Linked DNA regions of Homo sapiens: region 1 is linked to region 2. The links are chromatin loops, found by intact Hi-C in ENCODE. Cell type or tissue: heart right ventricle. All regions are shown on one strand. Each heading gives the region's core, and the rest is flanking DNA. Links, peaks and the distances in the headings are about the cores only. Region 1 overlaps GLCCI1 (glucocorticoid induced 1). Region 2 holds the start of LOC124901586 (a long non-coding RNA gene).

Region 1 (16,450 bases), core at 5,089-13,088, 110 kb before region 2:
TTTGGAGCAAAGTAGAGGCAAATTATATACAAGTGCTTTTACTGACATTTTAATCAGAAATCCTGAAGCAAATTATCTGATAGAGAGAGTATACATGTGAATTATGAAGAACAGATGTGCCGGGCACAGTGGCCCACACCTGTAATTTTAGCACTTTGAGAGGCAGAGGCTGGATGATTGCTTGAGCCCAGGAGATTGAGACCAGCCTGGGCAACATGCCGAAAAATTGTCTCTACAAAAAATACAAAAATTAGCCAGGTGTGGTGGCATATGCCTATAGTCCCAGATACTCAGCACACTGAGAGGTAGAAGGATCACTTGAACCCAGGAGGTCGAGGCCGCAGTGAGCCGACATCACACCACTTCACTCCAGCCTGGTGACAGGGCAAGACCCTGTCTCAAAAGAAAAAAAAAAAAAAAGTACAAAAAGGAATGGATATAATACTGTTTAATTCGATCCTATGTCAAGGAAGATGATGATACATTATTTCAAAAAGCACTGAACTTTAGTGGTGTGTAACTTTTAAAAATATTTAGTGCCTTGGCCAGGCACGGTGGCTCATGTCTGTAATCCCAGCACTTTGGGAGGCTGACGCAGGTGGATCGCGAGGTCAGGAAATCAAGACTATCCTGGCTAACATGGTGAAACCCTGTCTCTACTAAAAATATAAAAAAATTAGCCAGGCATGGTGGCAGGCGCCTGTAGTCCCAGCTACTCGGGAGGCTGAGGCAGGAGAATGGTGTGAACCCGGGAGGCGGAGCTTGCAGTGAGCGGAGATCGCGCCACTGCACTCCAGCCTGGGTGACAGAGCGAGACTCCATCTCAAAAAAAAAAAAAAAAATTTAGTGCTTCAACAATAGTTTTGATTTTTCATGACTTTCTCACATTATAATTCTTGACATCTATTACAACTATTCTTCCTATTTTCATGTTCGGTCTTCACCCATGTACTCTCATTTTTATAGCCTGTTATACAGAATTTAGTATCTTCATGAAATATCATGAAAATCACATTAGTCTTTTATACCTATTCCCTTTTTTCAGTTTTATTGAAGTATAATTTACATTCCATTAACTTCATCCATTTTAATAGTAAAATTCATAAGGTTTTAATCAATTTGCAGATTTATACAACAAGAATCACAATCCAATTTTAGGACTTTTTCATCACCCCCCAAATTTCCCTTCATTCTATTTATTGTCAATCATCAGTTTTCTGGTCACAGGCAACCATAATAGGCATTTTTTCCTTTCTATAGATTTGCCTTTTCTGCAATTTTGATAAAACTATAATCATATAACATGTAGTCTTACTCATCTGACTTTACTTAGCAAGGATTGGCAAGCTATGTTCTGCTGGCCATATCTAGCCTGTCATATGTTTTTGCAAATAAACTTTTACTGGAACATAGTCAAACCTACTCTATACTGCCTATGGCTGCTTTTTTTTTTTTTACCACAGCATTGTTGAATGAAGGCATACTTTTAAGATATTGCAGGTTTGATTCCAGACCACCACAAGAAATAAAAAATATAGCAATGAAGTGAGTCACATGAACTTTTTGGTTTCCCAGTGCAAATAAAAGTTATGTTTATATTATACTGTAGTCTAGTAAGTGTGCAATAGTAGTGTCTAAAAACAATATACATACCTTAATTTTAAAATACTTTATTGCTAAAAAATGCTAATGATCATCTGAGTCTTCAGCAAGTTACAATCTTTTTTATGGTGAAGCTCTTGTCTCGTAGATGTTAGCTGACTGATCAGGATGGCGGTTGCTGAAGGCAGAGGCAGTTGTGGTAATTTCTTAAAATAACAGTGAAGTTTGCCAAATTGACTGACTTTTCCTTTCATACCAGATTTCTTTGTAGCATGTGATGCTGTTTGATAGCATTTTACTCGCAGGACTTCTTTTAAAATTGGAGTCAATCCTCTCAAACCCTGCCACTCTTTATCAACTAGGTTTATGTAATATTCTAAATCTTTTGTTATCATTTCAACAATGTTCACAGCTTCTTCATCAGGAGTACATTCCTACTTAAGAAACCACTTACTTTGCTCATCCGTAAGAAGCAATTCCTCATTCATGCAAATTTGATCACCAGATTGCAGCAAATCAGTCACATCTTCAGGTTCCACTTCTATTTTTCAAAGAGACAGGGTCTTGCTATGTTGCCCTGGTCTCAAACTCCTGGGCTTAAGTGATCTCAGCCTCAAAGTGTTGGGATTATAGGCATGAGCCACTGCACCCAGCCCATGTTCCACTTCTAATTCTAGTTCTCTTGCTATTTCCACCACATCTGCAGTGACTTCCTCCACTCTAGTCTTGAACCCCTCAAAGTCATCCATTAAGGGTGGAATCAAGTTCTTCCAAGCTCCTGTTAATGATATTTTGAAATCCTCCAATGAATCACAAATGTTCTTAATGGCATCTAGAATGGTGAATCCTTTCCAGAAGGTTTTCAATTTACTCTGCCCAGATTCATCAAAGGAATCATTATCTATGGTACCTGTAAGCCTTACAAAATGTACTTCTTAAATAATAAGAATTGAAGATTGAAATTACTCCTTGATTCACGGACTGCAGAATGGATGTTGTGTTAGCAGGCATGAAAACATTAATTTTTTTTATATCCCCATCGGAGCTTTTGGGTGACCAGGCAAATTGTCAATAAGCAGTAATATTTTGAAAAGAATCTTTTCCTTTTTTGAGCAGTATGTCCCCATAGTGGGCTTAAAATATTCAGTAAACCATGTTGTAAATAGATGTGCTATATCATCCAGGCTTTGTTCTTCCACTTTATAAAGTACAAGCACAATAGACATAGCATAATTTTTAAGATCCCCAGGATTTTCAGAATGGCAAATGAGCACTGGCTTAAATCATCAGCTGCAGCTGCGTGTGGTGGCTCATACTTGTGATTCCAGCACTTTGGGAGGCTGAGGCGGGAGGACTGCTTGAGCCCAGGAGTTCGAGACCAGTCTGGGCAACATAATGAGACCTTGTCTCTACAAAAATAAAAAACAATTAGCTGGGTGTGGTGGTGTATGCCTGTAGTACCAGCTACTTGGGATACTCAGGTAGGAAGACTGCTTGAGCCCAGCTGCAGCTGCAGTGAGCTACGATCATGCCACTGTACTCCAGCCTGGGTGACAGAGCAAGACCTTGTCTCGAAAAAAAGAAAAAAAGCAAGCTCCTAACAAGAGAGTCAGCCTGTCCTTTAAAGCTTTGAAGCCAGGCATCATCAACTTCTCTCCAGCTATGAAAGTCCTAGACAACATCTTATTCCACAGTACAGCTGTTTTGTCTATAATGAAAACCTGTTAGTGTAGCCACTTTCATCAATGATCTCAGCTAGGTATTCCAGTTCACTTGCTGCAGTTTCTACATCACCACTTAGTACTTCTTCACCTTGCACTTTATAGATATGGCTTCTTTCCTTAAACCTCAGAACCAATGTCTGCTGGCTTCAAACTTTACTTCTGCAGCTTCCTCTTCTCTCTCAGCTGTCACAGAATTGAAGAGAATTAGGGCCCTTCTCTGATTAAGCTTTGGCTTAAGGGAATGTTGTGGCTGGTTTGATCTTTTATCTAGTCCACTCAAATTTTCTCCGTGTCAGCAATAATGCTGTTTTGCTTTGTTATCATTCTTGTGTTTGTTTGAGTAGAATTTTTATTTCCTTCAAGACCTTTCCCTTTGCATCCACAGCTTGGTTATTTGGGTGCAAGAGACCTAGTTTTTGGTCTGTACTGGCTTTTTACTTGCCTTCCTCACTAAGCTTAATCATTCCTAGCTTTTGACTGAATGTGAGAGAGGTATGACTCTCTCATTCATTTGAACACTTAAGAGGTCACTGTAGGAGTATTAGTTGGCCTATTTCACTATTATTGTGTCTCAGGAAATAAGGAAGCCCAAGGAGAGGAAAATGATAGTTGATGAAGCAAAGCACATGCATACATTTACGGATTAAGTTTGAATGATGCTGCGATAAACATTTGTGTATAAGTCTCAATGTAGACATGTGTTTTCATTTTTCTTGTACAGACTTTTAAGAATGAAATTGTTGGGTTGTATGCTAAATTTCTGTTTACCTTTTTGAGAAACTAGCAAAGTGTTTTCCAAAGTGGATGTACCACTTTATATTCCTAAAAATGTCTGAGAGTTCCAGGTCCTCCAAATCCTAACCAATGCTTGCAATTAATCCGTCTTTTAAATAGTCATTGGTGTGTGTGTGTGTGTGTGTGTGTGTGTGTGTGTGTTAATTATATCTCACTATGGTTTTTAAGTTTTTTTTTGAGTCAGGGTCTTGCTCTGCCACCCAGGCTGGAGTGCAGTGGCATGATCATAGATAGTCCACTGCAGTCTCAAACTCCTGGACTTAAGCAATCCACCTGTCTCAACATCCTGAGTAACTCGGACCACAGGCACACACCACCATGCCCAGCTAACTTCTGTATTTTTTGTAGAGATGAACTCTTACTATGTTGCTCAGGCTGGTCTTGAACTCATGAGCTCAAAAGATCCTTCCATCTCAGCCTCCCTAAGTGCTGGGATTATAGTTGTGGGCCATCACACCTCCCTCATTGTGGTTTTAATTTTCATTTCCCTAATGACTAATGAATGATGTTGAACACCTTTTCATGTGGTCATCTGCCATTCATACATTCTCTTTGATGAAATACTTTTTTATTATTTATTTTTATATAGATTTAGGGGGTAAAGTGCAGTTCTGTTACATGGATATATTGTGTAGGGAAGCCTGGGCTTCTTCTTTTTTTTTTTTTTTTTGAGACAGAGTCTTGCTCTGTCACCCGGGCTGGAGTGCAGTGGCATGATCTCGGCTCACTGCAACCTCTGCCTCCTGGGTGCAAGTGGTTCTCCTGCCTCAACCGCCCAAGTAACTGGGATTACAGGAGCCCGCTACCATGCCAAGCTAATTTTTGTATTTTTAGTAGAGACGGGGTTTCACCACGTTGGCCAGGCTGGTCTCAAACCTCTGACCTCAAGTGATCCACCCCGCGTGGCCTCCCAAAGTGCTGGAATTACAGGCGTGGGCCACTGCGCCCGGCTGAAGTCTGGGCTTTTAGTGGAACCATCACCTAAATATTGTAACCATTAGGTAATTTTTCATCCCTCACCCCACTCCAACCCTTCCAAGTCTCCAATGTCTATTATTCTACTCTCTATGTCCATGTATACATATTTTTAAGCTCCCACTTATGAGTAAGAATATGTAATATTTGACTGCTTCTGAGTTATTTCATTTAAGATAATGCCCTCCAGTTCTATCCATGTTGCTACAAAAGACATGATTTCATTCTTCTTTATGAATTAATAGTATTCCGTGGTGTGTGTATATACATATATATACACACACACAGACACACATTTTCTTTATCTGATCAGCCATTGACACTTAATTCCTTATCTTTGCTACCGTGAACTTAATTCCTTATCTTTGCTACCGTGAATAGTGTTGTAATAAACATGTGAGTGGAGGTGTCTCCGATATAATTTCCTTTCTTTTGGGTAGATACCCAGTAGTAGGACTACTGGATTAAATGGCAGTTCTATTTTTAGTTCTGTGAGAAATCTCCATATTTTTGCATAGAGGTTGTAGTAATTTACATTCTCACTAATGGTGTATAAGCATTCCCTTTTCCTCACCAACAACTATTTTTTTTTGACTTTTTAATAGTCATTCTGACTGGTATAAGGTGCTATCTCATTTTGATTTTATTTTGCATTTCTCTGATAATTAGTGATACTGAGCATTTTTCATCTCCTTGTTGGCTATATGCATGTTTTCTTTTGAAAAATGTTTGTTCATGTCCTTTATCCACTTTTTAACAGGGTTACGTATTTTTTTTCTTGTTGCATTGTTTGACTTCCTTGTAGATTCTGTGCATTAGTCCTTTGTCAGATATATAGTTTGCAAATATTTTCTTGCATTCTGTAGGTAGTCTATTTTCTCTGTTATTTATTTTGCTACATAGAGGCTTTTTAGTTTAATTAACTCCCATGTGCCTATTTTTGTTGCATTTGCTTTTGAGATCTTACTCATAAATTTTTTGCTTAGGCCAATGTTCAAGTTTGTCCTAGGTTTTCTAGGTTTGTCCTAGGTTTCCTCCAAAATGTTTATAGGTTCAGGTCTTACATTTAAGTCTCTAATCCATCTTGAGTTAATTTTTGTATATGATAAGAGATATAGGTTCAGTTTCATTCTTCTACATATGGCTACACAATTTTCCCAGGACCATTTATTCAAAAGAGTGTACTTTCCCCAGCATATGTTTTGTCAACTTTGTCAAAAATCAGTTGACTTTATTTCTGGGTTCTCTATTTTGTTCCACTGATTTATGTTTTTGCTATCCTACCAGTAGCATTCTGTTTTGGGTACAATAGCCTTGTAGTATAATTTGAAGGCAGGTAATGTGATGCAATAAACTTTTCTTCTTTTTTTGCTTAAGACTGCTTTCACCATTTGGGCTTTTTTCAATATGAATTTTCAGATTATTTTTTCTAATTCCATGAAAAATGACCTTGGTATTTTGATAGGAATTATACTGAATATGTAGGTGGCAATTTTAACCATATTAATTTAAGCTCTTACAATCCAAGAGCTTAGAATGTTTGTCCATTTGCTTTTGTCATCAGTGACTTCATTGGTGTTCTGTTCCATGCACTAATGAGAAGAATGTATATTCTATGGCTGCTGTGAATATTCTGTAAATTTCTACCAGGTCCATTTGATCTAGAGTCCAATTTAAGTCCAGTGTTTCTTTGCTGACTTTCTGTCTTGATGACCCATTTAGTGCTGTCAGTGGGGGGCTGAAGTCCCCTATCCACTATTATTGTATTACTATCTGTTTTCTTAAGTATAGCAGTATCTGCTTTATGAATCTGGGTGGCCTAGTATTGGGTGCATATATATTTAGAATTGCTATATCTTCTTGTTGAATTGATCCCTTTATCATTATATAATGACCTTATCTTTTTTTCCCTGTTGATTTAAAATCTGTTTTATCTGATGTAAGTATGACTACTCCTGCTCACGTTTTCTTTCCATTTGCAAGGAATGTCTTTTTCCACCCCTTTACCTTGAGTCTTTACGTGTCTTTAGCAGTTAGGTGGATTTCTTGTAAGCAAGATATGATTAGATCCTGCTTTTTAATCAATTCTGCCAAGCTGTATCTTTTAAGTGGAGCATTTAACCCATTTATGTTCAGAATTAATATTGGTATGTGAGGTTTTGTTCCTATCATAATGTTAACTTACCTAGTTGCTTTGTAGTCTCAGTTGTGGAACTGTTTTATAAGATCTGTGAGTTTTATCCTTTCATGTGTTTTTATGATGGTGAGTGTCAACCTTTCATTTCCATGTTTAGAAATCCCTTGAGCATTTCTTGTAGGACCAGTCTAGTGGTGATGAATTCCTTTGGCATTCACGTGTCTGGGAAATACTATTTCCCCTTCACTTACCGAGCTGAGTTTACCAGCATACAAAATTCGTGGCTGACAGTTTTCTTTTTCTTTTAAGAAGTCTGAAATTAGGCACCCAACCTCTTCTGGCTTATAGAGTTTCTGCTGAGCATTCTGCTGTAAGTCTGTTGGGGTTTCCTTTACAGGAGATTAGATGCTTTTCTCTTGCTGATTTTAGGATTCCTTTCCTTCACACTGACTTTGTCTGAAGACTATTTTGGTCGAGTCATCTTGCAATATATCTTTTGGATTTCCTTGAGCCTCTTCTATTTCAACATCTAAATCTCTAGTAAGATGAGAGAATTATTCCTCAATTATCTCCTCACATAGGTTTTCCAAACTTTTTTCTTTTTCTTCTCCCTCAGGAAGAAACCTTCTCCCTATGACAAGGTTTGGAGGTTTTACATAATCTCATACTTCTCAAAGGCTTTATTTTTCAAAATTCTGTTTTCTTTTTCTAGCTGGATTAACTTGCAGGACCTGTCTTCATGCTCTGACATTCTTTCTTCTCATTGGTTTAGTCTACTTGTTAAAACTTTCAACTCTATTTTGTAATTCATTCAATGAATTTTTCATTTCTAAAAGTTCTGGTGGATTTAAAAAAGTATCTCCTAATAAACTGTTCATTTATATCTTAAATTGTTTTTCTGATTTCTTTGTATTGTTTTTGAACTTTCTCTTGGGTATCATTGAACTTTAGTATCAATATTCTGAATTCTTTATCTGGTATTTAAAAGATTTCATTTTCATTAGGATCTATTGCTGGAGAGTTAGTATGATCCTTTGGAGGTGTTGTAATACTCTGTTTTTTCATACTTCCAGAATTGTCTCTCTAGTTCCTTCTCATCTGGATAAACTCTCTCTTCTTATTTTTGAATTTACTTTTGTTTGGACATGATTTTTTTTCCATCTTAAGGATGAGACTATAATATATGTTGTGTATGGCCTTTTGGCTTTTATTCTGGGTGCTTTCCACTGAAAGCAAAGTTTCTATGAGTTACTTGGTTTCAGACATGCTTTGTGTGATGGCTTCTCAAATACTAGTTGTAGAAGTGATGTACTGGGCATGTGAACAAACTCACTGCCTCTTGGGCCAGGATGGTGGAGGTCTCAGGAAGTTTATCTCATTCCCCAGAACTGTGCACTTGTGTTAGCAGATTTTGTATTGGGTTGTGCAATTTAACCTACAGACCAATAGGTGGTGCTTATGTGTAAAGGCCAGCTACAGCAGAAGCAGATGGGTATATGCTTGATCTTTGTTTACTGGAAGGATCTCTCTGTTGCTTCAAATTGGCCAGACTGTGTAATGCACAGTAGCCTGAGATCTCTGCTCAGCCCCTGATGGGGACAAAGCTGGGTAGAGCTAAACCACCAAGCCTGCTCTTCAATACTCCAATGGTGGACACAATCACTAGCCCTGAAGCGGGTGGTGAGAGGAGCTCCTGGTAGAATGTGACAAGCTCTCTATGTGGGGGAGGGAACTGCCTCAGCTCCATACCTAGGCAGGCAGGAACATGATTTGCTTCCCTGTCACACCCCTGTTAGGCACTTGGGACACTCTGACGGGACAGACAACACTGTCTATATCCACACTGCAGTGTAGCCAAGAGCTGTGAAATCTGCCCATCTCACAGCTTACTGCCAAACTATCTTTGGTGTAGAACCTGTCTTCAGCCTAAAACATACATCTTTGTGGTTCTCCTGATTTCTGTTGCAGGAACATAACAACTCCACATATAAGGGGGAGGTGCCCCACCTTTCACACAAGCCTGGGCCCAGCTTGAATAAATTCTTATTTTTTAGATTATCAGTGCGGACACAGCCATACCTAATTGCCCTAGAATGGCTGTCTTGTGATACGCCTGTACCAACCTCCCATAGGAGCAGCCATGGCTGTGTTCGCAGCAGTGGACAAGCTGCAGAGGAGAGATATCCCTTCTCCACATCTGTGCTTAAGCACTGAGGCCACCTGGCTGCTGGGATGGAACCCTGTTCCTCCCTTGAAGAGCCAAGCACAGTGCCCACATCTGCACTGGAAGTAGCAGTCACTCTCAGCCAAGTGGGGAGTTCTCGGGCAAAGGACAGCACACACTTTTGTGCACTGCACTTTCCCTTCCCTTAGGAGCAGCACTCCCTGAGGGAGAGACCACTGAGAATCCTGCAGCTCCCCTGGGTCCAGCCAGCACTATGTGGCTGCTACAATCTGAGTGAGTGCCAGGGAATGTCTGTATGGGATCCAGTGATGTCGAGACACAAGGGCAGGACCTGAGGTTCCTTGGGCAGGACTCAGTCCTTCAACAGGCATGTCCCAAATATATTGGGCCTGCCATCACAGCTCGGGTCCACAGGGAGGGTAAGCAACCCAGCATGAGCTGGTAGTCTGGTGTAATGCCCTCAGTAAGTCCCCAAATCACCACCCACACCAGTGTTTGGGTTCATAAGGGCAGAGGAACTCTTGAATACCAGCAGTTTGCTGCGAGGGGAAGGGGAGCCCAAAACACTTCCACCTATCCTTTCAACAAAATAGCAAGTCCCTTGGGCTTCCTAGCTAATCTCTGCCAGCCTCTTTTTCCTTCTTTTTCTGTGTCCTAGCTTCTTCCTGTGAGTTCTCCACTGGACTCCAGCACTCTCCCCTTGATATTCTATTCAAGTTATGATTATTCACCTGTAACTATGGTTCTTCTTTCTGAGAAGTGGTGTCTGATGTCTCTTGTCAGCCATCCTCTTCTCTGATGAAATACTTCAAGTGTCTTACCAATTTTTAAAGTAGATTATTTATCTTCTTATTGATTTGTAAGAATTCTTTATATATTCTACATAGAAGCCCTTTATCAAATACATGATTTGCTAATATTTCTTCAAGTCTGTGGCTTGTCTTTTTATTCTCTTAGTGGTGTATTTTGAAGTATAAGTGTTAATTTTATTGAAGATCCAATTATCTTTTTTTCTTTTAGGGCTTTTACTCTTGAGATTGTATCTAAGAATGTCTAATTAATATATTCTAGAAGTTTTAGAATTTTAGAGGTTACATTTAGGATTATGATTCACTGAAAGCTGATTTTTCTCTATGGTGAGAGCTAGGACTTAAGGGTATTTTGTACATACAAATATTCAATTATTATAGCACCAATTGTTGAAAAGACTGTCTTTTTCAATTAAATTGTGTTGGCTTCTTTGGCTAAAATAAACTGACCACAAATATAAGGGTTTATTTCTAGATTCACAAATTTTGTTCCATTTACCTATAAATCTTTATGTGTGCCAATACTATACTAACTATATTAATGTAGGTTCACAGGAAACATTGAAATAGTGTAATATAATTCTACCAAATTTTTCGTTTTCAAGATTATTCGGACTTTTCTAGATCCTTTGTATTTCCATACACACTTTAGGATTAGCTTGTCAATTCCTAGTAAAAAACAAACCAAAAAACAAAAGCCCTGGTATTTTCATAGAAATTGCATTGAATCTATATATCAATTTGAGAATTACCATCTTACTATTGATTCTTCCAATCCATGAACAAGTTAAGTCTTTCCATTTATTTAATTTCCATTATTTAAATCCTTATAAATTTCATCCAGTAATATTTTCAGTGTATAAATTCTGGAGTGGTCTCTTAAATTATTTCTAAACACTTTAATCTTTTTTGATGCAACTGTGAATAAATTGTTTTCTTATTTTTTAATTATTCATAGCTACTACCCAGAAATATAATTGATCTCTGTATGTTGATCTCATATCATGTAACCTTGGTAAACTTATTAGTTATAATAATATATTTGTACATTCCATAGGAGTTTTTACATATAGGATTATGTCTTCGGTGAATAAAGGAAGTTGCACTGCTTCCTTTACAATCCGAATGTCTTTTTGTTTTCTTGCCTGACTGCACTGGCTAGAATCTCCTGTACAGTAATGAATAAAAGTGGTGACAAGATGACAGTGGACATCCTTGCCTTGTTCCTTAGGAGAAAAGCATTCTGTTTTATCATTTAATATGAGTAATCTGTAGGTTTTTCATAAATGCAGTTTATCAGATGAAGAAAGTTTTCTTCTGTTCCCAGTTTGTTGATTTTTTTTTTTAATCATGAATGACTGTTGAATATTGTCAAATGTTTCATCTGACTCTACTTAGGTGATTATGTAATTTATGTCCTTTATTCTATTAATATAATTCATGCCATTAACTAATTTTCTGATGTTAAACCATCATTGCATTCCTTGGACAAATCCCACTTACTCAGGGTATATAATCCCTCTTATTTATTGCTGGATTTGGTTTGCTCATATTTTATTAATAATTTTATATTTATATTCAAGATGGATATTCATCTTGTTTTATTTTCTTGAGATGTCTTTGCCTGACTTTGAAAGGACAGTACTTATGACCTGAAAAAATAAATTGGAGAGTGTTCCCTCCTTTTCTATTTTTTAGAAGAAGAGTTTGTAAATAATTAACATTACTTTTTCCTTAAATATTTGATCGAATTCATCAAATGTGACCCCGGGATAGTCTCTGTGGGAAGAATTTAAATTATTTATTCAGCTTCTTTACTTTTTATAAGTTTCTTCACATTTTCTATTTGTTCCTAAGTCAGCTTTGGCACTTTATACCTTTCTACTAATTTGTGTCTTTTAGGAATTTGTCCATTTCATCTCAGTTTTCTACGTTGATGGCATAAAGTTGTTCATAATATTGTTTCATAATATTTTTTAAGTTTGTACAGTTGGTAGTAATGTCACCTCTTTCACTTCTGAAGTTGGTAATTTGGGTCTGCTTTTTTTCTAGTCAGTGTAGCTAAATGTTTTTCAACTTTAGTGATCTCTGCAAACTTTTAGTTACACTGATTTTTCTCTAGTACTTTTCTGTTTCATTGGTTTTGCTTATTCTTTATTTTCTCATTCCTTTGCTTGTTTTTGCTCTGATTTGCTTTTCTTTTTCCAGTTTCTTAAGATGGAAACTTATGTAATTAATGAGAAGTTTTTCTCTGTTTCTGATATGTGGATTTAAAAGTATAAATTTTCCTTGAAGCACTGCTTTAGCTGCATACATAAATTCTAAGTTGAGTTTTCATTTTCACTCAATTGAAAATATTAAAAAATATCCTTGGGTTATTAGAAAAGTGTTCCTTAATTGTCAAATATTTGGGATTTTCTAAGATTTCTTTCTGCTATTCTGCAGTGACTGGGTGTTTTCCATCTATGCATGTCAGTTAGGTCAAGTTGATTGATAATATTGTTAAAGTCTTCTATCACCTTGCTGATTCTCTAATTGGTTTCTCAATAATGGGATGCTGAAATCTCTAATTACTGTCATATAATTATAATTTCTCATTTTACATTTTTTGCTTAATGTATTTTTGAAATGCAGATGTTAGATGCATATATCCTTATGATTGTTTTAAGTTCCTTTTGCACTAACCTTTTTATTATTATGAAACTTTCCTATTTCTCTTCAGTTATCTTTATTGTATTAAAGTCTACATTGCCTGATATTAACATATCTATTCCAGCTCTCTTATTGTTACTGTTTTATCTTTTCCCATCTTTTTGCTTTCAGTCTGTTTGTTTTTTTAAAAATATTTATTTAAAAAAATTTTTTAATTATTGTGGGTACATAGTAGGTATATGTATTTATGGGACACATGAGATATTTTGGCACAGGCATGCAATGCATAATAATCACATGAGAGTAAACTGGGTATCTATCCCCTAGAGCATTTATTCTTTATGTTACTAACAACCCAATTATACCCTTTTAGTACTTTTAAACGAATAATGAATTATTACTGACTATAGTCCCACTGTTGTACTATCAAATACTAGGTCTTACTCATTCTTTCCAACTTTTTCCCCCATTAACCATTCCCACCTCCCCATGGCTCCCCACCCAACACTTTCCAGCCTGTAAGTAACCATCCTTCTATCCTCTAGTTCCACGAGTTCTATTGTTTTGATTTTTATATCCCACAAATGACTGAGAACATGCAATGTTTGTCTTTCTGTGCCTGGCTTATTTCACTTAACGTAATGACATCCATGTTGTTGGATGGAACTGGACGTCATTATGATAGGATCTCATTCTTTTCGTGGCTGAATAGTACTGCTTTGTCTATAAGTACCACATTTTCTTTATCCATTCATCTGTTGACGGACACTTAGGCTGCTTCCAAATCTTGGCTATTGTGAACACTGCTGCAACAAACATAGGAGTGCAGATATCTCTTCAATATCCTGATTTTCTTTCCTTTGGGTATATACCCAGCAGTAGGATTGCTGGATCATATGGTAGCTCTATTTTCAAGATTTTAAAGAAACCTCCAAACTGTTCTCCATAGTGGTTGTACTAATTTACATCCCCATCAACAGTGTACAGAGGGTTCCCATTTCTCCACATTCTCAATAGCATCTGTTATTGCCTGACTTTTGGATAAAAGTCATCTTAACTGGGGTGAGATGATACCTCATTGCAGTTTTGATCTGCATTTCTCTAATAATCAATGATGCTGAGCACCTTTTCGTATGCCTGTTTTCCACGTCTATGTCTTCTTTTGAGAAATGTCTAATCAAATATTTTGCCCATTTTAAAAATCATACTATTAGGTTTATTAATATGGAGTTCTTTGAGCTCCTTATATATTCTGTTTGTTAATCCCTTGTTAGGTGGGTAGTTTGCAAATATTTTCTCCCATTCTGTGGGATGTCTCTTCACACTGTTGATTGTTTGCTGTGCAGAAGCTTTCTAACTTGATGTCATCCCATTTTTCCATTTTTGCTTTGATGGCCTGTGCTTGTGTGGTATTAGTCAAGAAATGTTTGCCCTGACCAATGTCCTGGAGAATTTCCCCAATGGTTTCTTGTAGTAGTTTCATAGTTTGAGGTCTCAGATTTAAGTCTTTAATCCATCTTGATTTTATTTTTGTATAAGGTGAAAAAAAGGAGTCAGGTTTCTTTCTCTGCATAGGCATATCCAGTTTCCCCAGCACCATGGATTGAAGTCTTTTTCCCAATGTGTGTTCTTAGCACCTTTGTCAAAAATGAGCTCATTTTAGGTGTGTGAATTTGTTTCTGGATTCTCTGTTCTGTTCCATTGGTCTACGGGTCTGTTTTTATGCCAGTGCCATGCTGTTTTGGTTACTATAGCTCTTCAGTAGAATTTAAAGTCAGGTCATGTCATTCCTCCGGTTTTGTTCTTTTCGCTTAGGACAGCTTTGGCTATTCTGGGTCTTTTGTCATTCCATACAAATTTTAGTTTTTTTCATTTCTGTGAAGAATTTCATTGGTATTTTGATAGGAATTGCATTGAATCTAAGATTGCTTTGGGTAGAATAGACATTTTAACAATATTGATTCTTCAAATTAATGAACATGAAGTATCCTTCCATTTTTTGGTGTCCTCTTCAATTTCTTTCATCAGTGTTTCATACTTTTCATTGTAGAGATCTTTCACTTCTTTGAATAATTCCAAGGTATTTAATTTTATTTGTGTCTATTGTAAATGGGATGACTTTTTATTTCTTTTTCTATTGTTCACTTTTAGAATATAGAAACACTACTGATTTTTGTATGTTGACTTTGTGTTCTGCAACTTAACTGAATTTATCAGTTTTAATAGCTTTTTGATGGAGTCTGGGTTTTTCCAGATATAAGATTATATCATCTACAAACAAGGATAATTTGACTTCTTCCTTTCCAATTCAAATACCCTTTATTTCTTTCTCTTTTATGATTACTCCAGCTAAGACTTCCAGTACTATGTTGAATAACACTGGTGAAAGTGAACATCCTTCTTTTCTTTTTCCCTATTCAGCACAATAATAGCTGTGGGATATATAGCTTTTATTATGTTGAGGTATATTCCTTCTACAGCCAGTTTTTTCGAGGGTTTTTGACATGAAGAGATGCTGAACTTTATCAAATGTTTTTTCAGCATCAATTGAAATGATCATATGGCTTTTCTTCATTTTGTTGATATGATGCATCACATTGATTTGAGTTTGTTGAACCATCTTTGCATCCCTGGGATAAATCCCACTTGGACAGGATGAATGATCTTTTTAAAGTATTGCTGAATTTGGTTTGCTAGTTATTTTGTTGAGGATTTTTGCATCCATATTCATCAGATAAATTGCCCTATTGTTTTTACTTTTCTGATGTGTCTTTGTCTGGTTTTGGTAGCAGGGTAATACTAGTCTTGTAGAATGAGTTTGAAAGTATTCCATCTCCCTCCATTTTTTGGAAAAGCTTTAGTAGGATTGGTACTAGGTGTTCTTTAAATGTTTGGTAGAATTCAGCGGTGAAGCCATTGGGTCCCAGGCTTTTCTTTACTGGAAGACTTTTTAGTATGGGTTCAATCTCTACTTGTTATTGGCCCATTTGGGCTTTGGATTTCTTCATGATTCTGTCTTGGTAGGTTATATGTATCTGAGAATTTATTCATTTCTTATAGATATTCCAATTTATTGGCATATAGTTGTTCAAAGTAGCCACTAATGATCTTTTGAATTTCTGTGGTATCGGCTGTAAAGTCTTCTTTTTCACCTCTAATTTATTTGGGTATTCTTTTTTTTTCTTGGTTACCTTGGCTACAGGTTTGTCAATTTTATCTTTTCAAAAAACTAACTTTTAATTTCAGTCATCTTTTGTAGTGTTGTCTTCATTTCAAATCCATTTTATTTCAGCTCTGATCTTTATTATTTCTTTTCTTATACTAATTTTCAGTTTGGTTTGCTCTTGCTTTTGCTGCTTTTTAAGATGCATTGTTAGGTTATTTATTTGAAGTTTTTCTTCTTTTTTGATGTAGGCACTTACAGCTATAAATTTCCCTCTTAGTGCTGCTTTTGCTGTATCCCATAGATTTTGGTATGTTGTGCTTCCATTATCATTTGTTTCAAGAAGTTTTTCAATTTCCTTCTTCATTTCTTCATTGACTCATTGGTCATTTAGGAGCATATTGTTTA
Region 2 (16,450 bases), core at 3,552-11,551:
CGCTACAGTGCCCTGTGCGAAATCTGTAATGCACAGACTCAGTGAGCATACTAAATGGTTGTGTTACATCATTGAGTTATGGGGTAATTTATGACTCAGCTACAGTAGCCAGGTCACTAAGGACACCAACTTATCAGAAGATTTCATGTAGAAGGAGGGTGTTATAATGAGAAAACATTAGACTAGGACCTGAGAGACTTGGGTTGTAACTGGATTAGCTCATAACTGGCTATGGGTCCTTGACTAAATCATGTAACCTTTCTGGGTCTTGATATCCACATCTGTCAAAGAAGGTATCTGAACTTTTTAGTCTTCTTCAACTTCTACCATTAAATATCTCAATATAGAATATTTAATATTGTAAATGTTCTTAAATTGGAAATATTCTGTTTCTTAAGATGCTGAATACCTATTTTTCATCAATGCTAGTCTTGATTTTACAGGGCAATCTTATTTCTGTCGTTTCCACATTATTGGAAATAATTTTCCAAAATATTGGTAGTAGAGAATAGAATCATTTTTATCAGCCCAAATTTAGCTCAAAATAAGTTAGAAAGCTGGGTAGGCATTTGATGGAGAACAGAGGGTTCCCCAGTCTCAGTTCATGGTAATACATTAACCACTACTCTGATTTTTACATTGTTCAGTGATTTCTGCCCACTATTTTGGGTGTTCTTTGTTAGTTACCATGTAACAAGCTGCCAGAATAAGTTTACTGAGATTTTACCGTCTCTGTCTAGATCTAGCAGTTGGAGAATTTTAAGTATACTTTCCAAAGCTAAATCTGCTACAGGATAAGCAAGGCTGGTTTCTCATCAGTTGCAATTCTCTGAAAGTTGCATTGTTAGGAGGATTCAGCTATTATTCCACATACTGTATTCCAGAAGCAGCTACAGCAAGTGCTTAATACATGCTTTCCAACACACAATACTCCAAGGTCCCTAGAGTGGGATGACTTGGTACAGCTGCCCCAGGTCAATATTCAGGGGACCTAGCTGTTCTGGCAGCTTGTCAGTGACTCAAGGAGCACCAGCTGTTGCCTGTAACGTGCTTGTACCACCCTTGCCGACAACAGTCTTAACCTGCTTTCCCTTCCTGGACTCACCAGAATCAGTGAGTCTCTATTCCCTTTGTATCATAATGCTCCCCAACACAGAACAAAATTAGCAGGCTACTCTCTGATAGGAATTATGTGCTCCCTGAGAAGCAGTTCTTATTTCCTAAATCTGTTTATGATAGTTGTATTTTATTATAATAATGATGTGATTTCATTAAATATTATATAAATCAATAAAATGTGAAGGCAAAAGAGCTGTTTCTATGAAAACAAGTTGAAAGCATCACAAAGTGTGAGTAATACAGCTGCAAAAAGATTGTGGAAAAAAATCTAGAAGGATGCTGTGCTCAGATTTCTTCCCATTTCTCTATAAGCTCTCACTCTCCTTTAAAGAAATCCATACTTTAAATCTTAGTTAATATGTAGGAGTTGTGCTTTATTCAAGAGTGATGTTCTGTGATGTCCTGTGCTCAAAGAAAAGGCCTTGCTGGCCAGGTCTGGTTACTCAGGCCTGTAATTCCAGCACTTTGGGAGGCTGAAGCAAGAGAATCACTTAATCCCAGGAGTTTGAGGCCAGTCTGGGCAATATAATGAGCCTCATCTCTACAAAAAATTTTAAAAATTAGTCAGATGTGGTGGCATGTGCCTGTAGTCCCAGCTACTTGGGGGGCTAAGTGGGAGGGTCGCTTGAGCCCTGGAGGTCGAGGCTGCAGAGAACTATGATCACACCACTGCACTCCAGCCTGGGTGACAGAGCGAGACCCTGTCCCTGTCTCAATTAAAAAAAAAAAAAAAGAAAGAAAGAAAAGAAAAGGCCTTGCCCCTATGTCAAAGGATTGGAAAACTGATGACATATACATTTTTTTTTTTTCAGTTAAAATGTTTGTGGAAAATCGCATTTTTTGACTTGTTGCTTTAACCTACTTTTTAACAGACCAACTCCTGGTCCCACTCCTGAGGGATAAGTTGGCTTGGACTATACATAAATTTGGCTCATCTCTATTTGCTGTTTCACCGCAACAAATAAAGAGCTGCAGGGATGGCCCTTTCTTGCAGCCAAGCTACACACTGCCTCTTTGTGACTTTGTTTCCATATTGAGCTTACTCTTGACATGAGCTTTGACTTCATCTCCCCAACCCATTCCCCCATTCACCTCTCAAATTAATTCTAAAGGAATGTGATTTATTCCAGGTTCCACAAACCTCACTGGGATAGCTCCATATAAGCTCATTTACCTTGGGAATTCTCCGCTATCTACCCAAATCTAGGAAAGATCCTCTGCTTCTTGCTCCAAGCAATCATGTAGTACAGCACCTGGTACCTTTCCTTCCTTGATTCAAACAATATGTATTGGACACCTACCATGTGTCAGGCTCAGCACCAGGTACTGGGTATGTAGTGGTGACTACAATAGGCTAATTTCTATTGTCAACAACAGCTATAAGTGTATTATCGACAGAAGAGCAAAGTCTTTTTCTCTTTTTTGTTGATAAATTGGTAAACTGACTAGAGAGAATTTCCATCGCACTTTTGCCTTGGGAAACAAATTCTTTATTTGGTTTATGTGCTTATGCATGCATTTATATACATATGTACTTATTTGGGTTTCCTGGGGGAAATTAAATGGGCAAGGGCACGTAATATTTTAGCTTAATCCAGAGATTGGCGATCTTTTTTTTATAAAGAGCCAGAGAGTAAACATTTTTGTTTTGTGGGCCATAGGTCTCTATCACAACTATTAAACTATGCCCTTGTAGCACAAAAGCAGTCATAAACAATACATAATTGAATGAGGGTGGCTGTCTTCTAATTTTCCTTACAAAAATAGACAGGAGCTCTAGTTTGTACACCCCTAGAATCTATCGAAATACCTCAATGGCTCCCCCACTTGCAATTAAACTTGCTCAAGTCCCTCCCCTAAATAAAAATCAAAGAAGCCCACATCACCGCAAAAAGTTGTTTTGTACTCACCAGCTCTCTTTCTCCACTGCTCATTTACCTTCAACTCTAGATAGTCCGACCTCTGCGCTCACCACCTACTAAAATTGTCCTTATCAAGGTCACCGACGATCTCCATGTTGCTAAATCCCTCAGAGACTCCAGTCTTCTCTTTCTTACTCAATCTCTACACAGCTTTCAACACAGCCAGCCACTCACTCCTCCTTCTGGAAATACTCTCCACTCATCTTCTGAAACCTTTCAAGACTGATTTCCTTCCTTCAGCAGGAATACTTGTCAATCATCAAAGGCTCCTTCTCCTCTTCACAAACTACATGATGGAGTTGCTCAGGACTCTGTCCTGGGTTCTATTGCTTCTCTCCCTAGGGGACTTCATCTACTCTATAGCTTTAAATGATATCTTTATGCTGGAAACTCACAAATTTACTTTTTCAGCCCAGATCATTCCCCCATTTCCTTACTCATATATCCAATTGCCCACTTGATATTGCAAGTCTCTCAGATAGATGTCTTAAATGTAAAGTGCTGAGCAAATATGATTGAATAAATACATACATGAGTTTACCTGGTTTCCCAAGCAGAAACCAGAGCCTAATCATTAACTCCTCCCTTTGGCATTCTTTCGCATTACCAAAACGTAAGCCTTCTGTTTCCTAATCATCTCCTGGATATTTCCCTGGCTCTCTATACCTAATTCTTAGGCTGGTATAGCAGCATCTGTTGCTAAAATACTGAAATATGTCCATATTTGTTTTAAAGAACTGCTGGCCTAAGCTCCTGTTGTGCTGGCTCCACCTCTGGGGTCCACGTGCCCCATCCAGCCTGGTCTAGCAGACACCTGAAGACTCTGCTCTAGTGCTAAGGCTTGCATCCATTCTGATGGATCAATGTTTATGCCAAAATAGCTAAGTATTTTAATATTATCCCTGCCTAATACCACAGTGACTAAAATATTCTAGCACTAGGAAATTATCTTTCACCCAGATTCCTGGAAAAGCTATCTGATATAGTTTGGATGTTTGTCCCCCCCAAATCTCATGCTGAAATGTGATCTCCAATGTTGAAGGTGGGTGTAGTGAAAGGTGTTTGGGTCATGGGAGTAGATCCCTTATGAATGGCTTTATGCTGTCCTCACCATAACAGGTGAGTTCTCACTCTATGAGTTCACACGGGATTTGGCTGTTTAAAAGAGCCTAGCACCTCCTCCTTCTCTCTCTTGCTCCGTCTCTCACTATGTGATATGCCGGCTTCCCCCTTGCCTTCCACCATGATTGTAAGCTTCCTGTGGCTTCACAAGAAGCTGAACAGATGCTGGCACCATGCCTGTATAGCCTGCAGAACTGTGAGCCAAATAAACCTCGTTTCTTTATTAATTACCCAGTCTCAGGCATTCGTTTATAGCAATGAAACAGACAAATACACCATCCAACTTGTTTCCCTACCTCCTGACTTATTCATCTCCAGACTCTGCATAGCAGCCAGGGTGATTTGTCTAAAATGCAAATTGATGACATCTTTCCCCTATTTAAAATCTTTAAACATGCGTAACTCTCAAGATAAAGCCATAGCTCCTTAATAAGGTTCCCCAGACTTTCATGATCTGACTCCTTCTCATTCTTCAAATCTCACCTCCTCAGAGGTATCATCCTGATCCCATTTAAAGTAAGTTCTTGTTATTGTCTCTTAGCAACTTGTTTGTTTTCTTCATTGCATTCATTACAATTTGACATTATTATTGTGATTATTTTTATCTGTTTCCCCAACTAAACAATAAGCTCCCTGAGAGAAAATACCATGTCTATCTTGCACACTGATATTTCCCTAGCTCCTGAATATGGTTAAGTGAATAAATCTGGACCCCTGAATACTGTCTAGCTTCATCTCTTGCTATATTTTTTCTTGGGATTTATGGTTTAGCTATATGCAGTCAACATGTATTCAACAATTATTTGATAATGACTATTCTCGGTTCCCTAAACATTCCACATAGAATACTACCCTCTGCCTGGAATAATTCTGTTTAACCCTCATGCCCTTTCACATGGCAAACTCCTGCTTACCTTCAGGTATCAACACTGTCCTTGCACCTGGACGCCTTGCTTGTTCTTCCATGATAAAATCTTTATACTATAATTTAAATGTCTGTTTCTCTTTCTGCTTTTCTTACCAGATGGTAAGGCAATGGCAATTAAGTCACTACTATGTTTGTCATTTTTCATTGTTGCCTCTGAAGCATCTTGCTCAGTGCCTGACACTCAATAAATAGTATTTAGCAGACAAATTCAATCCTAAAGCAGACATCCCAAAGTTCCGAGAGGGGACCAGTGAACTCATATCCATTGGGGTGGCAAGATTTTTTTTATTTGTAAGTGGCTACAAAGAAAAAGGTGTTTTTGTTCTTGTTTTTTCCCCTAAGAATACATTTTCCTTTAGCTGTTTGCTTCTGCAATACGAAGTGACTCCACCTGCAACTTATTGTTTGGCTTTAAGGGCAGAAACTTGTTCATAAATTGCTAAATTTACTTATAGCCTAAGTGAAAAGTGCAAAGTGTAGATGACAAAAAAGATCTATGATGAGAATGGGTTTTGTAATGTCCCAAAAGGACACAACATGATAGCAAGATCCCTTCCTTAAAATAATTTTTTTAAAATGTATTCATTATGAATTCATGTAATTTAGTTAAAAACAGAACCTCTTTCCTGTACTCATTAATGGCAGTTTTATGGTTTCATTCTGCCGGGCACATAAATATGTTATAATATAAACAAGTCAATGGTGTAATGAATCATTTCAGTCTTATTGTGCATATGTTTTTACTACAAATCTTGGGGAAAAAAGCTATTCACGCTCTGCATTTTTAAATTATGCTAATGTGATTAGTCATTATGGTCCTACTTATTCTTTATGATGGATGCAAGATGTTTAAGCCTCGCATAGTACTTGTGAGGGGCCTGATTAATGCTTGAGACCCAATCAAGAAGCTGTTGATGAAGTTCAAATAACATATTAAAAAGTTATATACAACAGAAGAGTTGATTCTTGCTCATATAAGATTACATAAACTAATAAAATAAGTGTAAATTGTATTAATGTACATTTTTATTCTTCCACAAACATTTTAGCTGCTACCATAACCACGTAATGTATTTTGCCAGGATCTGTCCAGGCCACTGTTTTTGAAACGAAAGTGTAAAAATGACAGAGAAAGCTGCTATTAATGTTAAATATAAAAATGCACACACATCCACACCAGCAAACAAGTGTTTTCAAAACCTAGACTTCAAAACAGTTCACCCATTCTTGCATTTTGATGTTGTCATGATCAAGCAAAATGAAAAACAGAAAAGACATATTTTGGTTGGTTATTATGCTGCCATATCAGATTGTTCCCGTTATTGTCTTGCATAAATCCCAAGCTCAGAAGGAGAAGTGGCGAGCCAGAAGAAGAATATGGATATGTGTGTGAAAAGAGCAAAAGAACAATTTTAGAATTTTAAATGAGTCCAAAAATTGAAGACCTGATTAACAATCTGAGAAATAAATTTCAGGAGAAATAAATGTAATATATACTTTATATTCAGTGTTTTTAAAACTTTTTAAGAAGTAGAACCCAAAGAAATCTTATGAATAATCACAATCCATATACGATGGTGTGTAAGGCCGTTCTCGTGTTGAAATAAAGAAATACCGGAGGCGGGGTTATTTATAAAGAAAAGAGACGTAATTAGCTCATGATTCTGCAAACTGTACAGGAGGCATTGTGATGGCACCTGCCTGGCTTCTGAGGGGGGCCTCAGGGAGCTTTTACTCAAAGCAGAAGGCAAATTGGGAGCAGGCATGTCACATGGTGAAAGCAGGAGCAGAGAGGGAATGGGCCCAGAAAGAACACACTCACTACCACGCAGACAGCACCAAGCCATGAGGGATGTGCCCCCATGACCCAAACAGCTCCCACCAGGCCCCACCTCCAACATTGGGGATTATATTTCAACATGAGATTTGGGCAGCAACAAATATCCAAACTATTAATATATCAGATAGACTATGAGAAATAAATAAGAATATTTCATAAACATTTCATTAGTTTAAATTTATCATATTTATGCATATCAATGAATTGGAAAAGTAAGACTGTTTTGATATTTCTGTGATTTCTTACTAGTTGCATAGTATTGAGATTTTCTTGACAACAAAAATAAGCTGTTGGAAATGGTAAAAATATGAGTTTTTAAACAAGTTGCCTTGTAATATCAGGACACTATTCCATTTATAAGTAATGAGAGGGAACTTCATTTGTTCTGAGAGCCACATTCTAGGTTAGTCTGAGACGAGTTGGCATGTTGTTGGTCTCTATTGTAATAATATTCAGTACATGGCAGGCTTGAATGTGCCTGTTTTAAAAATAGCATTTTGTGGCCAGGTGCAGTGGCCCATGCCTATAATCCCAGCACTTTGGGAGACTGAGGTGGGCGGATCACCTGAGGTCAGGAGTTTGAGACCAGCCTGATCAACATGGAGAAACCCCATCTCTACTAAAAATACAAAATCAGCCAGGCGTGGTGTGGTGGTGCATGCCTGTAACTCCAGCTACTCAGGAGGCTGAGGTTGTGGTGAGCCGAGATCACACCATTGTACTCCAGCCTGGGTGGGCAACGAGAGCGAAACTCCATCTCAAAAAAACAAATAAATAAATCAATAAAAATAAATAGCATTTTTAATAGATAAAAAATTAGCAAAATTCCAATCAAATGTTTCTTGACCCATGATTCTCCTCAGGGACACAATAGGGTGGGGCAGGGTAAGAACACTGTTCTGGTTGGTTCTCTCCAAGCTGTAGTCTTCTCCACTACACAGGCAGGATTTTAACAACCTATCTGCTAGCCTTCCCTGCATGCCACCCCCCATACTGCCCTGCTGTAGACATAAATGATGTATTCCTTTTGCAGTGTTCTTTATTTCAGTTAGTGGTATCACAACCTTAGGAGCTGCAAACCCCTTCAACTTTTCCTTTTCCTCACTCCTAACATTTAATATCTCCCAAAGATCTACTCATATCATCTCCAAACTATCTATGGAATCTGATCTCTCATCTCCCCTTTGTCCCTGCTGCAACTGCCTCCTGACTGCTACCTGCAGACTTCAGCCTCATCCTATCCCTCCCTGCCAGAGCTTCTGTTCTGAGACACACATTTGATTGGATCATTCTCTTGTTTTAAAGCTGGTAACACTGTCTTGCACCTAACTGGTTAAAGTTAAACCCCTCAGCAACTACAAAAGGCCCTCAATAGCCTAACCCCACCAACCTCCAAACTCCTCTCCTGCTGACTCCTTCAACCCAGGCAACTCTGAACTTATCACACTGCATGCACCTTATCCTTTGCATCTGTCTTCTTTGTGCCTGAAGAACTACTCATCCTCCAGGACCCAACTCAAACACTACCCCTTTTTCAATGCATTTATTGATTTTCCCAGGCAAAGCAAGTTGTGATTCTTGAACTTCATTTGTATTACATATCCTTGTAGCATCTGCTCCAATGTTTTGACTGCAATCATCCTCTTGTATGTCTCTCTTTTCTCCCAAATACTATGAACTTTTAGAGTGCAGGTATTGTATCTCATCCATCTTTTTAATCCCAAGCATGTACCATCATGCTTGATATGTGCCTGAAACATGGTATACTTTCAGTGCATATTTTTCAACTCTTTATTACAGCATTTCATGTGGAGTTTGTTCTTGATTCTCAGAGTAATACACAAACAGAAACCACAATGGCATCCTGTAGGCTGCCTGTTGCAAAGAGCACACGGTAAATTGTCAGTTTCTTTCCTCCTTACTCTAATTTCTCCATTACATTGGGCATTTAAATCCTTTATCTTCCTCTGAGTTCATTAACATATTTCAGAATTGAATTTTGAAACATCTCTTCTTTATGGTGTTTTCTTTCCAAAATTTACTTATCCTGTCCCCTCTCAGGTTATATGAAACTTTCCTGGTGTTTAGAACCTCAAACGGAACTAATTTCTCTTCCTAATTTCAGGTCAGATTTTGGGGAATGTGCTCAGTTATCATGCTCCAAGATAGAGATTCCCTTTCATTGTTTTTTTCCTACTACATTCTATCCTTCCCCAAAGAGGTCGTATTGAAGTGATTTGCAAATCTTAGGTCCTCTGCCCCCATAGTCCTTGAACCCTGAAAATGCTAAAGTAAAGCTGGAATTTTAATTATTTTTGTGTATTAATGCTACATGCTACATTCAATAAAAATCAGGAGTAAATTTTTACTGAATCATGGGATAGATTCAATCAAAATCTATCCCATGATATTATTACTTCTTTACAAACTCAGTTACTTATTATTCCTGACCATTTGGATATTTTACAGATTTTATCATTTATTTGCTCCATGATTTTACTTGAAGAGAATTTAATAACACTTACTAGGATGATTGTCCTTCCTCATCCATTCAACCATTCCCACCCCTTTTCAAGGCATAACATTTCCTATTTCCAATCCTCCTCGGGTTTGTAAAAAAAAAAAAAAAAAAAAAAAATCGCTTGGCAATGGTTCACTAAGAATTGCAATTTAATCCTTTGGAATAACAGGCTTTTCATCTGTGCTCCCTGCAATGATCCGACGATCTGCCACACAATCAGTTCCTTAGAAAAGAACAATGCAACTCAAAAGAAAAGAAAGTGCTGGCAACATGGTAAAGAACATGAGGCCTGTTATAAAATTTGTAAATATAAATTAACCTTGGGAGTAAATGGCATCAAAATATGAATTATTGCTCCTTTTCAAAAGAAGAATTAGGACATTTTTGGCAGCAAATGCAAATGAACCTGAGTGTCTGTGCTTTTGATCCGGACTGTGTAAACACAGGCTCATAACTAGGTAGTTTCGTGTTTATATTGGTGGAGTCTCTAAAGTTATGCTTACCGACCCAGGAACAATGCAACACTCAAGAAAGAGCAAACACAACCTTAATTCTTACCTCCCATGGCCCTTGACCTAAGGAGTGTTTATCTAAGTTGTTTTGCATCTTGTATTTTAGGGAGCTGGTTATTATTAAAAAATACAGATACAGTCCTATATATCTAAAATGCTACACACACATTTATTTAAATGGGATTAGTCTGTTATAAAATATCCCCCTTTTAAGGCAATTATAGGCCATCAACAATCTGCATAGCAATTTATCACCTCGTTTTCAGTCATTATCACTGTTAGTCAACCATGTGTTCCACAGCCTAAACATCACTGAGAGTTCACTGGGATTAGTTAGGTGTTTTAAGAGTCATTATCATCACCATTATTACTACAAATCACACCATTTATTTAGCACCAACAATCTGCTGAAGAAAGCAGGTTGGCACAATTTACAGTGGATAAGAAATAGATGCCACCTACAAAAGGAACATGGGAGTGAGCTCCAGCAAGAATGAGTGAGGGAAGATGACTTAGCACCATCTTTAGGAAAGTGTGTGGGGATTAGATACTTTCATATCCGGAATGCGGTCTCCTGGAAAGACAAACACTTTGTAAAAATCCTTATGTTTCTCCAGTGGCCTGATCAATAGAGAACTAAGAGAAGTGACCAGAAGACATATTTAAAATGACAGAATTTAGAAAAACTGCTCATGTCTATGGTACAACATGACTTTTTTTCTGCAAAGCCAATTGAGACTATGGCTCTCTCAAGTCAGTCTGAGCCTAAAGTTGGTGTCTGAGTCCCCTTCTCTACCAGCACAGGCTATTATGTAACATCCAGAGGAGTGAGCCAACTAGTCAACCAAAGCAGGGTACAGAGAGGTTGGCAATCTGAACTCAGCCAACAGATTACCACATAATAAAAAGGATGCATTGCCTTCTGATCATTACAAGAAATTTAAGGCTCTACTCTGCCTCATTTGGAACCTACTAGAAGCCAACTCAAATACTCCTTTTTCTTTCTATAAAATGTAAACATTAAAAGTCAAGTGACTTTAACGTGATTATAAACTTTAACTTGGAAACTAAGTTTTTAAGGACAGAGCAGAGAAAGTTTTTATTTTTTATTTTTTGGGGCTTTCATAGAATTGGCCAAAACTTTGAACAAAGCTTAAGGGTGAAAGGAGCCATTTGGCGAAAATGTCTGAGTTCCTGCTTTATATTTTTATTTAAGGACTGTGAAAATTTGGAGTAAAGCAATAGTTCATATCAATAAAAGTTTAATTTATTTTATGTTTATTGAGAAGGAATTAAGTCCAAAATCATCTAAAATTTGGTGGCTAGTGACATCTGAATAATTAATGAAATTAGTTTTCATGAAAATCACATATTTTCTTTATATGAGATGTGATATGATTTTTGACATTTTAAAAGAGCTGTAGGATAAATAATCTATTATTATTGGGGTCAGATTTGTACACATGATAAATATTTGACCTTTTATATATCTGTAGGACTTCTGGTTACAATACTTAATAAAGGTTAAGGGCACTTAAATTTTGACAAGCCCAGATCTTCTATAATGTCTGAAGATTCACAGTACCTTCATTTTACCCCAATTAGCATCCGTACACATAAATATAACTGAGGAAAAAAGAAAAATTTTCCACCTATTTCAGTTTGGTGTTCTGAGTCTGAGATAAGTGCATATTATAGAAAATGACTGCAGGAGAAAATAAAAAACAGTGGCTGAGAGGATATAGAGTCCAGGAATTCTTAAGTATCTGGGAAGATTTTAAAAGTAAATACAAAAAAGAAATTTTGGTGGGCTTTTCCAGAAAGCAAAGTAAGCCAATACATTTTATTACGTATTTATGGTTTTTGAAAATTTTTGTTTTCTACGAACCTACACCAGCTAGAAAAATAATTGCCAACTCTTCCCACAATGACTGATGCCGTTTGTGATGTTGCTACTGGCAGAAAGATTTTCTCAGAAGACTGAAAAAAAATAAAATATAAATATTGTGGTTTTTTATTGTCTTTATGAAAAACTATATTTTTGGCCCTTGGACCTGAGAGATAATTTACATAGCCAATTACAAAAGCTCTCACAGAATGACTGCACACCTGCATTGGGTGAAACCGAAAGAAAAACTCTCTTGTTCAGTAAAGCACCATATGCAAATTGGGGGAATAAAAGGAGCACAACAGCTGGCATGAAAAGAATAGTTTACAGATTCTTAGGGAGCACTGGTCTGGAGGCATTCAGAAGCGTCATCAGGCTGGCAAAAGTGCACTATGCAACTAGGGTAACCTTCAGTATGAAAAAAAAAACAGCTTTTAAAGAAACAGGTAAATGTTATTATGATCAAAGTCCAAAACTCATTGGCATTGATAACCGAGCATTGAGCAAAATGGAAACAGCCGTTAACAAATTCATTAAGAGCCTCTTTACATTCCCACCATCAATTGAAAACATATGTTTAATCTGTACTCTCTTTAATTTATTTCAATTATTATTGGTAGAAAAAAGGTAACCTGCTTGAATATCATAAAGATATGTCAATGACATACTTCTTGTATTTCCAGGTCAGGTTGTGCACACCTTCAGTCAACATTTATATAAAATGACAGCAACCTTTGAAGGCCTAGTTCTTCCTTGAGCAAAGAAGTGATTATTCATCACAAAGGGACAGCTAAGAGGATCTTAGAGGCAATGTTGCCTATGGAAAGAGCTCTTGACCATTCGTAAGTTCAACTCACTCATCTATTAAACGGGGCTAATAATACCTGTCCTGCACATTTGCACTGTGAACATCAAACCAAATCATAACAGGTGAAAGCATTTTGTGATGTGTAAGATGACAAATAAGTGTAAGGAATTGTGATTCATAAGTGAATTCAATAATAGCTATTCTTAGTTTATAGAAATGACAGAAGTCTCAAGTCCCCAAAGAGTTTAATGCAATTATAATTATTTGATCCTTATACTTATTTTGATTAATAATAATATTCAGCAAGAAAGCTGAATTTCCTTTTCAGGCCACCCTCTGCCAGTATTTAAGCTTGCTTTTTATGTGTTTGTGAAACTCACTGAACTCAGCCAAGATTTTAACAGGGAAGTCCCAATGTTGATTAAAATGGCCTATTTTGGCACTTATGTCCTAAATCTAATCGCCAATGACAAGATAAAACGAAACAAACAAAACCAATGTCTCATTCCATGCAATCCCAGAACCCTAAGCTGTTCTCATTCTTGGTCAACTGACCAAAAGACTACCATTTTAGGCAAGAAATTACACAGATCATTGCTCTTCTATGTAAACCTTATAATAACACATTCATAATACACTGGGAAGCAACATCAAAAATATTCAAGGTTCAACTGTGCTTACAGAGTACATTTTGTTATTGTAGCTTTTATTTTTTTCTTTCTAGAGAAATTTACAATTGAGTATCTGGTCATGAAGTTCCTAAAAGCTGTTAGCCATGCAAGTAAGCTTTGAGGTTAGAGGTGGATAAGCCCAGAATAGAACTTCTTTGCCTCAAGTTTTACATGCTTATCATTTGGTAACTAATTTTGCTTTATGTGTGTAGGTGAGTGTGTGTGTGTGTGTGTATGTGTGCATGTGTGTGTATGTGTTGTCTTTTCCTTTTGAGGGAAGAGGCCCAAGAATTGGTGGGCCTTTTTACAATCAATCTGGATAATAATAATAACCATGTACAATGCTTTCTCCCCCTTTCTGTGGCCACTAGTCTTCAAGTCTTGGGAGTCCCTGACCCCCATTCTGTGTTGTCTTTATGTAAACAGGTTTTCTCACTTTGCAAGCTTAAGGCAAAAGGCCTGGCTGGGCCACTTTAGAGACAATTTTTTCATTTGTAAAATAAGCACTCTTGAGTTAAGGCTTTCAAGGCCCCCTTCAGCTCTGAAACACTCATGGCTTGTTAAGCAACACCTCCAAAGATGACCCAATGTCTTCAGTGTATGAGCTTAATAAACTTGCTCATGAAATTTGAGACCTACTTCCAGCATCTATCACAAAGTTTTCCTATCTTCTTTATTGAGTTTTCATTTCTATTTCTACAATTGACAACCATCTAACAACAACAAAAAAAGCCACAACTAAAATAAAATTTTTGCAAAAGGACATTCAATAAGTCAATCTTATTGGAGCTAATTGTCTACTCTGTGGGAATGAATATGGAGTATTTTTACTGTGAGCAGTTACACTTCAAATGACAAATATTTACTGAGATGATCACTGGAATATCTATTGGTGTCAGAGCAGCAATGCTAATTATTAGCTGGCCACTTAAGCTGGCTAGTATCTACTCTAAACTGTTACTAACTGGCCTAGAATGAACTTCAGTTCCCCTATCTGCAAAGTGAGAACTGGGCCACCGATATAGCTCTTGAAAAGTATTTGTAATCATTTTAAGTCTCAGAGGGTGAATGACCACCTGGGAACATCTGAGATTTTGGGGGACGCATTTACTTTTGGGGCCATTAGAGAAATCATTTAGTACTGCAGCAATGATTTAGTTCTGTTGCCCCAAGGGCCCCAAAGAGTTAATGCACTTCCCATAAAGCTCCTGCCTTCTCTGTAAATCGACAAATTTATCAGATGGTGCTTTTGACAAATCAATTTGCTTGACACAGGTGGGCATTTTACTGCCAACATCTATTATAGAGAGAGTACATTGACTCTTCTTGGCTCATAAAGGAATCAGGGGCCAAACCCCAACAGGCATCTACACAGCACTCTGCATCACAGAGTAGTTTGAAATTATTTATGAAACAGAGTTGTTAACTGCTGGGACCTTTTGCTGCCATTATTGTAGTCTCCGATCTTTAGAAGAACAATGCCAAATGGTGGTGGCAGTTACTTGAGAGAGTTGTGATTTTAACATTTCATTATTAATGATAGCTATAGGATGTGAGCACCTATCCACCACCTGTTCTTACACCTCCTTCCATCTGGATTCAGACAAAGAGGGACATTAAAGAAGGTGAATCCTACCTATGTTCTGGATCTGTTCTTCTTGTCTCCTTAAGCAGCATTTTGATCAAATATTACTACTCCCTCCTGAGTCATCAATTTTTTTTGCTACATTTTTCTTCTAAGCCATGTGAAAAACTCCAATCTTAAATAAATCATGTTCTACCTGGATTTTACGGCCTTCTTTGCTCTCTCCATCTCTTTCTTTCCTTTCTTTGCTATGTCTGGGAAAGAGAAGTTCATACTTAACTGTCTTGGCTCCATCACTCATTCACTCCATGGCCCCTGTAGCCTTCTCTGAATGTGGGTCTATCTGTTTTGTTTATTTTATTTTTGAGACAGAGTCTGGCTCTATTGCCCAGGCTGTAGTGCAGTGGTGTGATCTCGGCTCACTGCAGGCTGTTCTTCCTGGGTTCAAGAGATTCTCCAGACAGCCTCCCGAGTAGCTGGAGTTACAGGCAGCCCCCACTACGCCTGGCTAATTTTTTGTATTCTTAGTAGAGACAAGGTTTCACCATGTTGACCAGACTGGTCTCGAACTCCTGACCTCAAGCGATCTGCCCACCTTGGCCTCCCAAAGTGCTGGGATTAAAGGCATGAGCCACCGTGCCCAGCCTGAATATGGTCACTATTTATGACAGCCTAGGTCCTCCACATTTTCAAGAACCTATAAAATGTTTGAAAAAAAATGTTTAGAAAAACATTTTAGAAAAATTAAAAATTGACTGACTCAAATACAGAAGAAAATAGAACATTTTAATTTGTAATAATTTCAAAGGGAAAAAGGTTAATCTCCTAAATTTTTATGACATAAATTTAATATGGAGTTTGGTGCATTTTAATGTTTGCTGTAATATGTGGTTGGATCCTCAGAAACCACTGTGTTCAGGATCTAGAAGAGTTTTAAATGACCCTGATAAGAGATCTAATTGCCAAATCCAGTGGGCGATTTTTAATCCTTATTAAAAAATGAAGCAGCATTGGATAATGTTGACCATGCCCTCCTTTCTCCTCCCTTGGTTTCTGTCATATCACCATCTCCTAGTTTTTAACCAACTTCTTTGAGTACTCCTGCTCAGTCTACTCTGGGGTTTTCTTCTACACCCGGAATTCCATCTTGGTTGTCTTTTCTTGTTAAATGTTTTCCTTGACAATCTCATCCACATCCAGGTTCCATGCCCATTTATATTCTAAGCTCCATCACCGTCTGCACTGGCAGTTCAACTTCAACGGCCCCTGAAAGTCTGCTCCTCCTTTCATAGATCCTGAGTAAATGGCACACTATTAATTCAATGGCTCAATCCAGAAATTTGGGAGTCATCTTACATTCTTTTTTTTCCCCTCTCATCTTATAGTCAATCAATCACCAATTCCTGTCAATTCGATTCCTGCAATCTCTTACATCTGTCCACTTCTCTTCATCTATTAACAGCACAACTCTGGGCCAAGCATGGTGGCTCACATCTGTAATTCTAGCACTCTGGAAGGTCAAGGCAGGAGGATT

Evidence for each region. Peaks named below come from ENCODE experiments on the same cell type or tissue, not always from the same donor. Only the 100,000 strongest peaks of a DNase experiment are listed, where the experiment ranks them.
Region 1: it touches region 2 in a loop (1.8-fold over the local background); 2 of 110 quality-filtered maps call a loop at or near these places.

The regions. Positions count from the first base shown.
Region 1 is chr7:8,028,338-8,044,787 of GRCh38, reverse strand. All of the region lies in intron 3 of GLCCI1 (glucocorticoid induced 1), which reads right to left. Among named protein-coding and RNA genes, the nearest start is that of GLCCI1, 68 kb to the right of the region's middle. RefSeq lists a silencer at 3,482-3,682. In heart right ventricle, for the core only: a CTCF peak has its summit at 8,680; no DNase peak of the experiment used is centred there.
Region 2 is chr7:7,916,381-7,932,830 of GRCh38, reverse strand. LOC124901586 (a long non-coding RNA gene) reads left to right here and starts at 9,610. Exons shown (of 4, transcript XR_007060206.1): 1 at 9,610-9,725; 2 at 12,536-12,694. RefSeq lists an enhancer at 12,205-12,254. In heart right ventricle, for the core only: no CTCF peak of the experiment used is centred there; no DNase peak of the experiment used is centred there.